2 separate regions of the Homo sapiens genome follow, and region 1 is linked to region 2. Evidence: chromatin loops called from intact Hi-C (ENCODE). Cell type or tissue: PC-9. All regions are shown on one strand. Each heading gives the region's core, and the rest is flanking DNA. Links, peaks and the distances in the headings are about the cores only. Region 1 overlaps C4BPA (complement component 4 binding protein alpha). Region 2 overlaps LOC107985251 (a long non-coding RNA gene).

Region 1 (5,391 bases), core at 280-5,279, 56 kb after region 2:
TCCCTCAACATAAAGCTGGTCTCAGTAATATGGGCCAGTCTTACATAATGTGGGACTGAAACATCTTGGAGAGAAACTGTGTGGGAGAAGGGAAGTTTATAGTGCCCTTCATTCTTTGTGGGGTCTAATTTCTTCATTGAGTAAAGACTCACATAAGCTTCTTCTCTTTCTAAAACTTAGTTCTGATGAAGCCATCCCTCCACCTGTTGTCAGCTGTGGGAACCCCATGTCACACACGTCCTGTCCCATGAGCTCTATACATCCCCACCGGGGCAATTCTGCCAATACGTAAATTCACCTAACGAGCAATTTACCAGTTGTAGTCACTTACTGGAAATGTGTTCACAGACTTTGTACTGAATGAATCCAGGTGGTCTAGAGAGGTTGGGAGGAGCCAGGACCAACATTCTGGGACTTCATACTTCCCCTTTCTACTCAGTTTCCCCCTCTTTTTTCCCATTATCCTCCTTCCTAACTCTATGCTCCTCTCTGCCCTCACAATCTTGTGAAGCTGGAGACAGCTGAGAGCCAGGCAGGTTGCATATCATGAAAACCACCTCACTCATCATCTGTGAAATTCATAAAATGTGACAAATTTCTCCCACCCAATAAGATATGTTATGAACTATGAAAACTATGGGAAAAAGTTTCTTCAATTTTTGACAATGAGTAGATTTGTTGTGTTTATTGAATTTCAGTGAAATTGAAGAAAGAGATTAAAAACACCAGTGGGGTGGCAAAATAGAATTGACTATGAAAAATCAAAAGGATAAGAGTAGAAAGTGGAAATTTCCCCTAGGAATTGTTGCAGTTGTTATTACATTCACAAGAAAAATATATATGTTGAATATGTTCAGAAAAATATTCATGACTATATTTACAAAAATACAACCATAAGATTAAATCATTAGCTTCAAGAAGTTGAACAAAAATATCTTAAATGCCACTAAAATATGTATTCATTAGCTACATTCAAAAAGGATATATTTATACTCATTGAATACTCAAAATGATTTCTTTTTCTTTTTCTTTTCTAAAATTGTAATAGAGATGTGATCTTACTATGTTGCCCAGGCTGGTCTCAAACTCCTGGCCTCAAGCAATTCTCCCGCCTCGGCCTCCCAAAGTGCTGGGATTACAGGCATAAGCCACCATGCCTGGCCTCCAAAATGAATGTTTCTTGAAACAATGTTAGATAAATTGATACTTTGATAAATTCAGCAAATTTATTTCTATGAACTGATCCTTCAAGTACTGGCATTCACTCAATTGGCTTTGATGACTAACTTTTCGGTATTGTGGTCTGACCCCTTAGGCTCCAGCTATCCTGGACAACCAGAATTCCTTACCATTCCCAGCACTTTCCTATCTCCCATTCCTGTCCACATCATCTACCCTCTCTCTTTTTCCTCTTTAATTCCTACTCATTCTGCCAGTCCCTTCTCCAGCATTCCCTCCTATCCAAGCAAGCCTCCACATACCAAGTACAATTTTGTATTTATAACTCTGATTCGGACTTGGTCTGTAACTCACATCTGAAGTCTGCCTTCACCACTAAACCACAAGATCCTTGAAATGACAGAGTATGCTCCCATTTATTTCTGCCCCACAATAGTACCTAGCCTGCGCCTCATGAAGTTAAAGTGCTCACAAAATGTGCATTGAATTTAAATCCAAAAGCTCCTAGTGATAACGTGTGTTCCAAAGAAAAGTAGTACTGTGCCATATCAGTGTCTCCCCTTACAGTGTATGCTTTGTTAAGGACTGATTTTACCTGATTTTAAAGCAAGGCAAACACCTGTATTTTAATGAGAACTGGCCCAAATAATTTTACTCTAGGCTCTTCCATTCTTAAACTGAAGTCATCATATCATCAACTAGTCAAGGGAGGACAGTGAAGGAGGGAAGCAGTAGGCAAAAACTGGTTCTCCTCCTTCCACAGGTTATGACAGGAGATACAGACAAATGCAGACCCTACACTGTGATGAGGAAGTTATTTCACTCCCTTTACTTCATCCTCACACCTAGGCCATGGCCACAGAGCTGGGGACAGAGGAGGACAGTGTGGCCAAGACCTTGGGCATGGGCTCTGGAGTCACACCCAGAACATGTGAGTTGGCGTCCTGGCTCTACCACATGGGAACCGAGTCCCATGGACAAAACACTCAGTTCCTCTAAGCCTCAGTTTCCTTTATTATAAAATAAGAAGGATAACTGTAATTATATCTCGGAATTTCTGAGAGGGGCTTGGCATGGTGTGTGGACAGCACATAGTAAACATTCAAAAGAAATTATAGGGAAGAGTTTCATAGAATTGGCATTGGAATGTCACTCTGTCAGAAGCCAAACTCCTGGATGTCAAAACATTGTCATCATAATGATTTAAAATTGCAATAAATGGTTGCATCACCAGGGACTTTAATTACACCCCAGTGCAGAGGAGCATCCACTGAACTTCCGGCTAGAAGCCCTGGATCTGGTCTCCACTGTGGCCTTTGGTACAGTGAGATCTAATGTGTCATGCACAGCAGAGGAATGCTGGGGCCTCTGGGGCTGTCCTGGGGCTTTGTCTTCCCTTGCCCTCAACTATCTTCCTGAAAGGAAGTCATCCACATCCATAACTTTAATCATCATACCTGAATCACCCACAGGTCAGACGCGGTAGCTCACGCCTGTAATCCCAGCACTTTGGGAGGCTGAGGCGGGCAGATCACGAGGTCAGGAGTTCAAGACCGGCCTGACTAACATGGTGAAACCCCGTCTCTACTAAAAATACAAAAATTAGCTGGGTGTGGTGGTGCACGCCTGTAATCCCAGCTACTCAGGAGGCTGAGGCAGGTTAATCGCTTGAACCCGGGAGGCAAAGGTTACAGTGATCCGAGATCACACCACTGCACTCCAGCCTGGGCGACAGAGAGACTCCGTCTCAAAAATAAATAAATAAATAAAATGAATCACCCACAGACCTCTGGGCCTAATTGTCTCTGGTTCATGCAAAAACTTCCATGCTCCATAAATTCAATTGTTAATAATTATTTTATTCTGTCTTATTCCTTCCTCCGTGTAAGTTTTAAGCTATTCAGGCTTGTCTTCTTTACTCTGGTTGCTAACTAGTTAAATTCTGGTGCTCAAATTACGTCTTTCTAAAGGCAATGAAATAAATCTCTGTAAAATAAGGAGGAACTCTTTTCCTCTGCAGCTGCAAAAAAGCAGATGATAATCTACGTGACAAAACTGACCTTGCAAATGTTTTTTCTAACAAAGGAGTCGTTCCTGGATTTTAGAGATTGCTCTGCCACATGACAGTAATTTTAACCTCAGAAAAGTGTAATTCTGACTGGTTATCTTAGTGAATTTTTTTTTCTGGAATAATATTTAAATAAACATTTCTGTTTACTGAAAGTTATAAGTGCTTGTGAGTTTTCCTTGCCAAATCCAGAAATAATTATTACACTTTCCTCTTTATCTGCAAACTTGAAAGTAAACTAAAACTTTTTGACTCTGTTAGATTTCTCATTTAAGCAAATAATAATAATAATAATAATTTAAGTTAAAATTCCCAAGGTTCAAATCAATATTTCCAATCACTTCATTTGTATCTCCCAGGCACCTTGAATTTAACATGTTTCAAACTAAATTCACTATGTTCCTCCAACACTACTTAATATCTGTGCTTTCTGTCTCAGTGAAGGTGACAATCTCCACCCAGCCTCCCAGACTAGAAATCCAAGTCATTATTGCCTCCTCTGTCTCACCTCCTTGCACTATTCAGAGTCGTCAAGTCCTATCAAGTTGGTCATAGCAGCTGCACCAGAATCTGCCACTCTCTCCAACACTCCACTTCCATAGTCCAGGTTTAGGTTCCTATAATTCCCTTCCCCTCACCCTAGACCACTGCAAAAGCCTTCAAACATTTATAAGCCAGCTTCCATGTTGATGCCATTATGTCCCTAAAAAGCAATTTATGTGTTGTTACTCTGCTTAAAAACATTCATGGTTCCCAGTTTCCATAGGTTCCCCTATCTGTCCCAGTTTTCCCATCATTTCTCACTTAGAACACCATGCTTCAGTCTCAAGGAGGCACTTACCCTTCCCCAAAAACATTCTGGATTTCTTTTTTGAGACAGGGTCTCACTCTGTGTCACCCAAGCTGGAGTGAAGTGGTGCAATCACAGCTCACTGCAGCCTCAACCTCCTGGACTCGAATGATGCTCCCACCTCAGTCTCCCCAGTAGCTGGGACCACAGGAGCGTGCCATCACACCCAGCTAATTTTTTAATTTTTTGTAAAGACAGGGGTCTCACTATGTTGCTCAAGCTGGTCTTGAACTCCTGGCCTCAAGTGAACCTCCCACCTCGGCCTCCCAAAGTGCTGGAATTATAGGCGTGAGCCACCATACAAAGCCAGGATTTTTTTAAAAAACACCTGCAAGCATTTGCAGTTAATGTCTCCCATGCATTAATGCTCTTACCTCCAACTTCTCCTTTACTCACTATTCCTTTACTCACTATTCAGATCAAATGTCACCTCCTTGGTGAAGCATTGCCTGACTTCATCATGAAATGCCAGTGTTTTCTGTTCTTCTAGTACTTGGCTAATACCTTAATTGTAGCATTGTTTTGTATCCTAACTATCTATTTGCTTTTGCCTCCCGAAATACATTGTGAATTCCTTGAAGACAAGGAAGGTGTTTATTCAACTTTCCATCTCTAACGTGGTATTGTAATTGGTCTATATAACCCCGTGACTCCTTTGTTAAAAAAAAACATTTGCAAGGTCAGTTTTATCACGCAGATTATCATCTGCTTTTTTGCAGATGCAGAGGAAGAGAAAAGAGTTCCTCCTTATTTCGCAGAGATTTCTTTCACTGCCTTTAGAAAGACCTAATTTGAGCACCAGAATTTAACTAGCTTAAAACTTACACAGAGGAGGCCGGGTGCAGTGGCTCACGCCTGTAATCCCAGCACTTTGGGAGGCCAAGGCAGGCAGATCACGAGGTCAGGAAGTCGAGACCATCCTGGCTAACACGGTGAAACCCTGTCTCTACTAAAAAGACAAAAAATTAGCTGGGCGTGGTGGCGGGCGCCTGTAGTCCCAGCTACTCGGGAGGCTGAGGCAGGAGAATGGCCTGTGAACCCGGGAGACGGAGCTTGCAGTGAGCAGAGATTGCACCACCGCACTCCAGTCTGGGCAACAAAGCGAGACTCCGTTTCAAAAAAAAAAAAAAAACTTACACGGAGGAAGGAATAAGACAGAATAAACAATAATAAATCTAAAAGGAATGAAAGTCAATTTAATTTTATCTTTAGAATGAGAATGACTGTCTCACTGAGGACCAAATGAAATAATGTGTGTGAAATGCTTTGTCAGTTTTGAAGAGAGATAATACAG
Region 2 (5,391 bases), core at 293-5,292:
TCTGAGCAGCTGAATTATATGGTTGAACCAAGGAGAAGATCTTTTTTAACTTCCACTATCCCATTGATTAATTCTGGATTTCTGCATCGTTTCTCTAGGAGGAAAATTAAAATAATGACTCATGATTCCAATTACTCACAAAATAGAACATTAGGGGAAAAAAAAGTCTGGTTCACTAACTTTAACTCCTGCTTCCAGATAGACCTAGAGATATTTTTCAATGCTTATTTCTTATTCTGACTCGTTAATATTTTGCTTTGAAAAAAAATATATAGACATATATCTCATTTTTCTGACACATTTTAAGAAGAGAAAAAAAAACTTCACTTAGTTTCATTTGCTCAGTTAGACCACTGTGATAATACTGGATGTATTTATTGACCAGTTGTCCATAAAAATGTATGCTCTCGAAAATATATGACCTTCGTCACAGGGAAACAGAAGGAAAAGGGAAGCAGATGCTATATTCTAACTGTTCAAAAAATATGTCCAAGTGTATTCCCAACTGATTTCTTCTAAATACTATAGATGATGTTAATTTTGAACTGTTTTGATAGAAGATTTTCATATGAATTAAGTAATTCATTAAGTTCCTAAAAGAACTTTCTGGGAAAAAAAGTAAAGGTGAGAAAAATAAATGTTGATACTTACTTGCACAAAAGATACTATAGTTCCACGAGTCTTTGGCATCACAAATCAGTCGACTTGAATTGATTTTACCATGCCCAGGGTGGCAGGTGTACTTCAGAGTAGTTCCAGTTTTGAATTCAGTATCATACAACGGATTTATTGGAAAAGCAAATGGTAACTCAGGTGGAGGACCACAGTCACCTGCACACACAAAAAAATGGCAAGGAACATCAACAGTTATATCTTGGGACACAATGTCTCGATGTCCGAGTACTAAGTTTTCTAGAGCAGAGACCATGATTTTCTCTTTTATCATAACTCCTATTGTGTCATTGTTCAATGAGCGCAGTAAGTGATCAATAATACACATTTGTTGAGTAATGATAATGACAACAATAATGAGTAAAGGCAGGAAAAGTTTGTCCATCTTTGACTGTATAAGTGCTAATTTATTAGAAAGTGAATGAATAGACTTAATTTTCATCATTCTATCAGATTGCCCACATCTGTCTGCTCAGAATATAGGTGGCTATGCCATGCCATATGACTCTACCTCCTGCCTTAGCAGAAACATATTTTCTACTAAAAATAGCATTATGCAAGATTAGTTGCCTCAGTCAAGGATGAGGAGGCATTTCATTTATGTCCTTTTGGAACTTTTAGATTTAGAATAAATGGCCTGTTAAAAAATAAAATATTTTTCAAAAGCATTACAAGGTGGAGAATCATTAAACCCTTGAAAAATAAAATCTTAATTCTACTTCCCTGGCAAGAATTAAACAAAGTACTGAGTGACCTTCCAAATGCCCCAGAAGAATTATACCAACCCCTTCTACATTCTAAATAACCACACAGGCAGTGAGAGTTCATGGCCAGGCTGGCAGATAATACGCATTTATTACAAGTCATGATTGTTTCAATGTTAAGTTGTTCAGAGTTTCCTGGAGAGAAAAATTCTAAAAGGGAGCATCAGGACGGTCTATAAAACAAGATTTTCTTTTTTTAGTTTATAGCATGTTTCCCAAATTCCAGGTGGTCAAATATATTCCATAATGTTAAAGATCTCTTAGACACCTCTTAAAATAGGGTGTGTGATGAACTCAGTTGCATGCTGGTCATCTGGCCTGTCTCCCCACTACTTACCAAGAATGGTAGCCAACAAAACAGTGACCAGCATCATTTGGAACAGAGTTGAATTGGAGACTTTCCACAGCCTAGAGACGAGTGAAGCTGCGATTTCTCCTTTTCTATCGAGGGTGGAGCCCTCAAGGAGTGCAAGTGGAGGTCTCTGGGAGTGCATGATCTGATGCCTCTTCAGTGTTTTTCTGCTGAAAGAACTCAACTTAATAAACAGTCATTGAATTCTTACCTGTCATAAAGTACTATGAAGAATAAAATGGGAACTGTTTTCAAGGAGATTATAATCAAATGTAGAAGAAAAGGCATTAACTTTTTGTAATAAAAGATAGCTTGTATTTTCTGTAACAGGAGCATATTCAGGAGACCAGTAAATTCCAGAGATCTGGGGTGAACTGTACAGAGGTAGTAGATATTGCTGTGAAATTTGGAGTGTTAAATGTGGAATATTTTATGGCAATAGTAAAAATTAAGTAAAGGCACAGCAGTGAGAAGGTAAAGGTTATTTCTTGAAAATAGTAATTAGTACTTCAGATTGATTAGAAGATACGGAATTCCTGATAGGAGATGATAGTTAAAGATAGAGAGGCAGGTTAGAACTGGGTTTGATCAGGTTTTCAATACCAAGATTGGGAGCTTGAAACTAGGGAATATACATACACTTTTTTCAAATGACATGATTACTGTGTTTTTGAAAGACTATTATGGCAGATGTATACAAGGTAGATTGAAAGAGGCAGAGAGAAGAGACAGGGAGATTGATTAAGAAGACTATAGCAATTGGCCAAGTGAGCCAAGGAAATTATCTGAACAAGGAAATGGCAGAAGAGTTATAGGAGAAAGAGAAAGCTTAAGAAAAGCAAGAAAATGACAAGACAGAGGAAAACAGTTGGAGATGTCTCTATGAATCATATATCTATCTATATCTATCCATCCATCTATATGATTTTCTTATGGCAACTGTCAACAAAAGCAAAAATCCGTTGGGTCATTCAGAATTTTTTAAGTATGGCTTTTACCAACAACCGCAAACAATAAGTAGTATTACTGTTATGTTTCTTGGTTCCAGTCATTCATTAATCAGAGACTTCTTCAAAGCAAGATCTCTATAAAGTCATTCTTACCCCCTGAATGAGAAAAACCCTCACATATCCTAAGTTTACTTCAGAAACAAGTTACTTAAGAAGTATGACCCAAAGTGATATATAAAATTAACTTGCAGTGAAATATAGGATTTCACCTTTTGTTCTGAAACCTTAGGTAAGTTGAGATGGTTTCATATAGCCATCTGTCCTTAATTATATGAATTGCCAACTCATGTCCATTTAAGTCAATAGGCCAATGATGTGGGGCACTTCCCCTATATTTTCTTCTAGTAGTTTTGTAGTTTGGGGTTTTATATTTAAGTCTGTAATCCATTTTGAGTTGACTTTGTATATAATGAGAGGTAGGGATCTAGTCTCATTCTTCTGTATGCGAATATCCAATTTTCCCAGCACCATTTATTGAAGACTGTCTTTTCTCCAGTATGTGTTCTCACCTGTTTCAAAAATCAGTTGGCTTTTGGTGAGTAAGTTTATTTCTGGGCTCTCTCTTCTGTTCCATTGGTCCATTTGTATATGAAGCTTTTCCATTCAGTATGATGTTAGCTATGAGTTTTTTATATATGTCCTTTATTGTATTGAGGTGCATACCTTCTATACTAATTTGTTGAGAGTTTTTGTCATGAAGGAATGTGAAATTTGTCACATTCTTTTTCTGCACCTATTGAAATGATTGTATCATGTTTCTTTCTTTCTGTTAATGTAGTGTGTCACATTTATTGATCTGAGTATGATAAACCATCCATGGATCCCTGGGATGAATTCCACTTCATCATAATGAATAATTTTTTTAATGTGCTCTTGGATTTGGTTTGCTGGTATCTTGTTATGAATCTTTGCATCGATGCTTATCAGGGGTATCAGCCTATAGTTTTCTTTTTTCTTTGTGTTCTTGTCCAGTTTTAGAATCAAAGTAATGCTAGCTTTGCAAAATGAGTTTGTAAGTATTCCCTCCTCTTCTATTTTTCTGGAATAGTTTGAGAGGAATTGGTATTAGTTCTTTTTTAAATGTTTGGTAGAATTCAGCAACGAAGACATAAGGTCCTAGGCTTTTATTTGATGGAAAACTTTTTATTACTGATTGAATTTTCTCTTCAATTCAACTTTTAATTGGTCTGTTCAGATGTTCTATTTCTTCATAACTTGATCTTGGTAGGTTGTATGTATCCAGGAATTTATCCATGTCTTCTATCTTATCAAATTTGTTGGCATATGGTTGTTTATAATAGTATCTTATAGTACTTTCTATTTCTGTGGTATTAGTAGTAATGTCTCCTTTTTAATCTCTGTTTTATTTATTTCAGTATTCTCTCTTTTTCTCTTAGTCTAGCTAAATGTTTGTCATTTTTGTTTATATTTTCAAAATCCCAACTTCATTTTATTGCTCTTTCAATTTTTTTTTTTTTTTTAGACGGAATCTTGCTCTGTTGCCCAGGCTGGAGTGCAGTGGCACGATCTCCACTCACTGCAAGCTCCACCTCCCAGGTTCACGCCATTCTCCTGCCTCAGCCTCCTGAGTAACTGGGCCTACAGGCACCTGCCACCACGTCCGGCCAATTTTTTGTATTTTTAGTAGAGATGGGGTTTCACTGTGTTAGCCAGAATGGTCTCGATCTCTTGACCTCGTGATCCGCCTGCCTTGGCCTCCCAAAGTGCTGGGATCACAAGCGTGAGTCACCACGCCCGGCCTCTTTTTTTTCATGTCTTTTTCATTTATTTCTGCTCTGAGCTTTATTATTTTCTTCCTTATACCAATTTTAGGTTTAGTTAGTTCTTGTTTGTCTAGTTCCTTGGGGTGTTTATTAGAAATCTCTCTTCTTTTTTATGTAGGTGTTTATTACTATAAATATCCCAATTAGAACTAGTTTTGCTGTGTCCTATAGGTTTGGGTATAATGTATTGTCATTCCCATTTGTCTCAAAAAATCTTTTAGTTTTCCTTTTAATTTCTTTTTGGCCAATTGGTTGTTTAGGGACATGTCATTTAACTTTCATGTATCTGTAAAGTTTCCAAAGTTTTTCTTGTTGTTAATTTCAAGTTTCACATTATTGTGATCAGAAAACCTATTTGATATGATCTCTTCCTTCCTAAATGTTTCAAGACTTGTTCTGTGGCCTAACATCTGATATATCCTAGAGAATGTTCCATGTGCAGTTGAGAATGTGTATTCTGTAGCTGTTGTGTGGAATATTCTGTAAAGGTCAGTTAGATCCATTTGGTCTATGGTGCACTTTAAGTCTGATGTTTCTGGGTTGATTTTTTTTTTCTAAATAATGTGTCCATTGCTGAAAGTGAGATGTTGATGTTGCCTACTATTATTGTATTGCATTCCATCTCTCTCTTTAGGTCTAACAATATCTGGCTTATATATATGGGTGCTCTAGGATTAGGTGCATATGTATTTATAATTCTTATTTACTCTTGTTGATCTTTTTATCTTTATATAATGACCTTTTTACAGTTTTTTTTAACTTCAAGTCTATTATATACAAGTATGGCTACTCCTGTTTGCTTTAGGTTT

What was found. Hi-C counts contacts between places; a loop is a spot of excess contacts. Peaks named below come from ENCODE experiments on the same cell type or tissue, not always from the same donor. Only the 100,000 strongest peaks of a DNase experiment are listed, where the experiment ranks them.
Region 1: a loop joins it to region 2, with 5 times the contacts of the local background. A loop is called at or near these places in 4 of 110 quality-filtered maps.

The regions. Positions count from the first base shown.
Region 1 is chr1:207,106,280-207,111,670 of GRCh38, reverse strand. The region is part of intron 1 of C4BPA (complement component 4 binding protein alpha); the gene reads right to left. Among named protein-coding and RNA genes, the nearest start is that of C4BPA, 4.7 kb to the right of the region's middle. In PC-9, for the core only: no CTCF peak of the experiment used is centred there; a DNase peak (open chromatin) is centred at 2,500.
Region 2 is chr1:207,162,035-207,167,425 of GRCh38, reverse strand. The region is part of intron 1 of LOC107985251 (a long non-coding RNA gene); the gene reads left to right. It also overlaps the pseudogene C4BPAP1. Among named protein-coding and RNA genes, the nearest start is that of C4BPA, 60 kb to the right of the region's middle. In PC-9, for the core only: no CTCF peak of the experiment used is centred there; no DNase peak of the experiment used is centred there.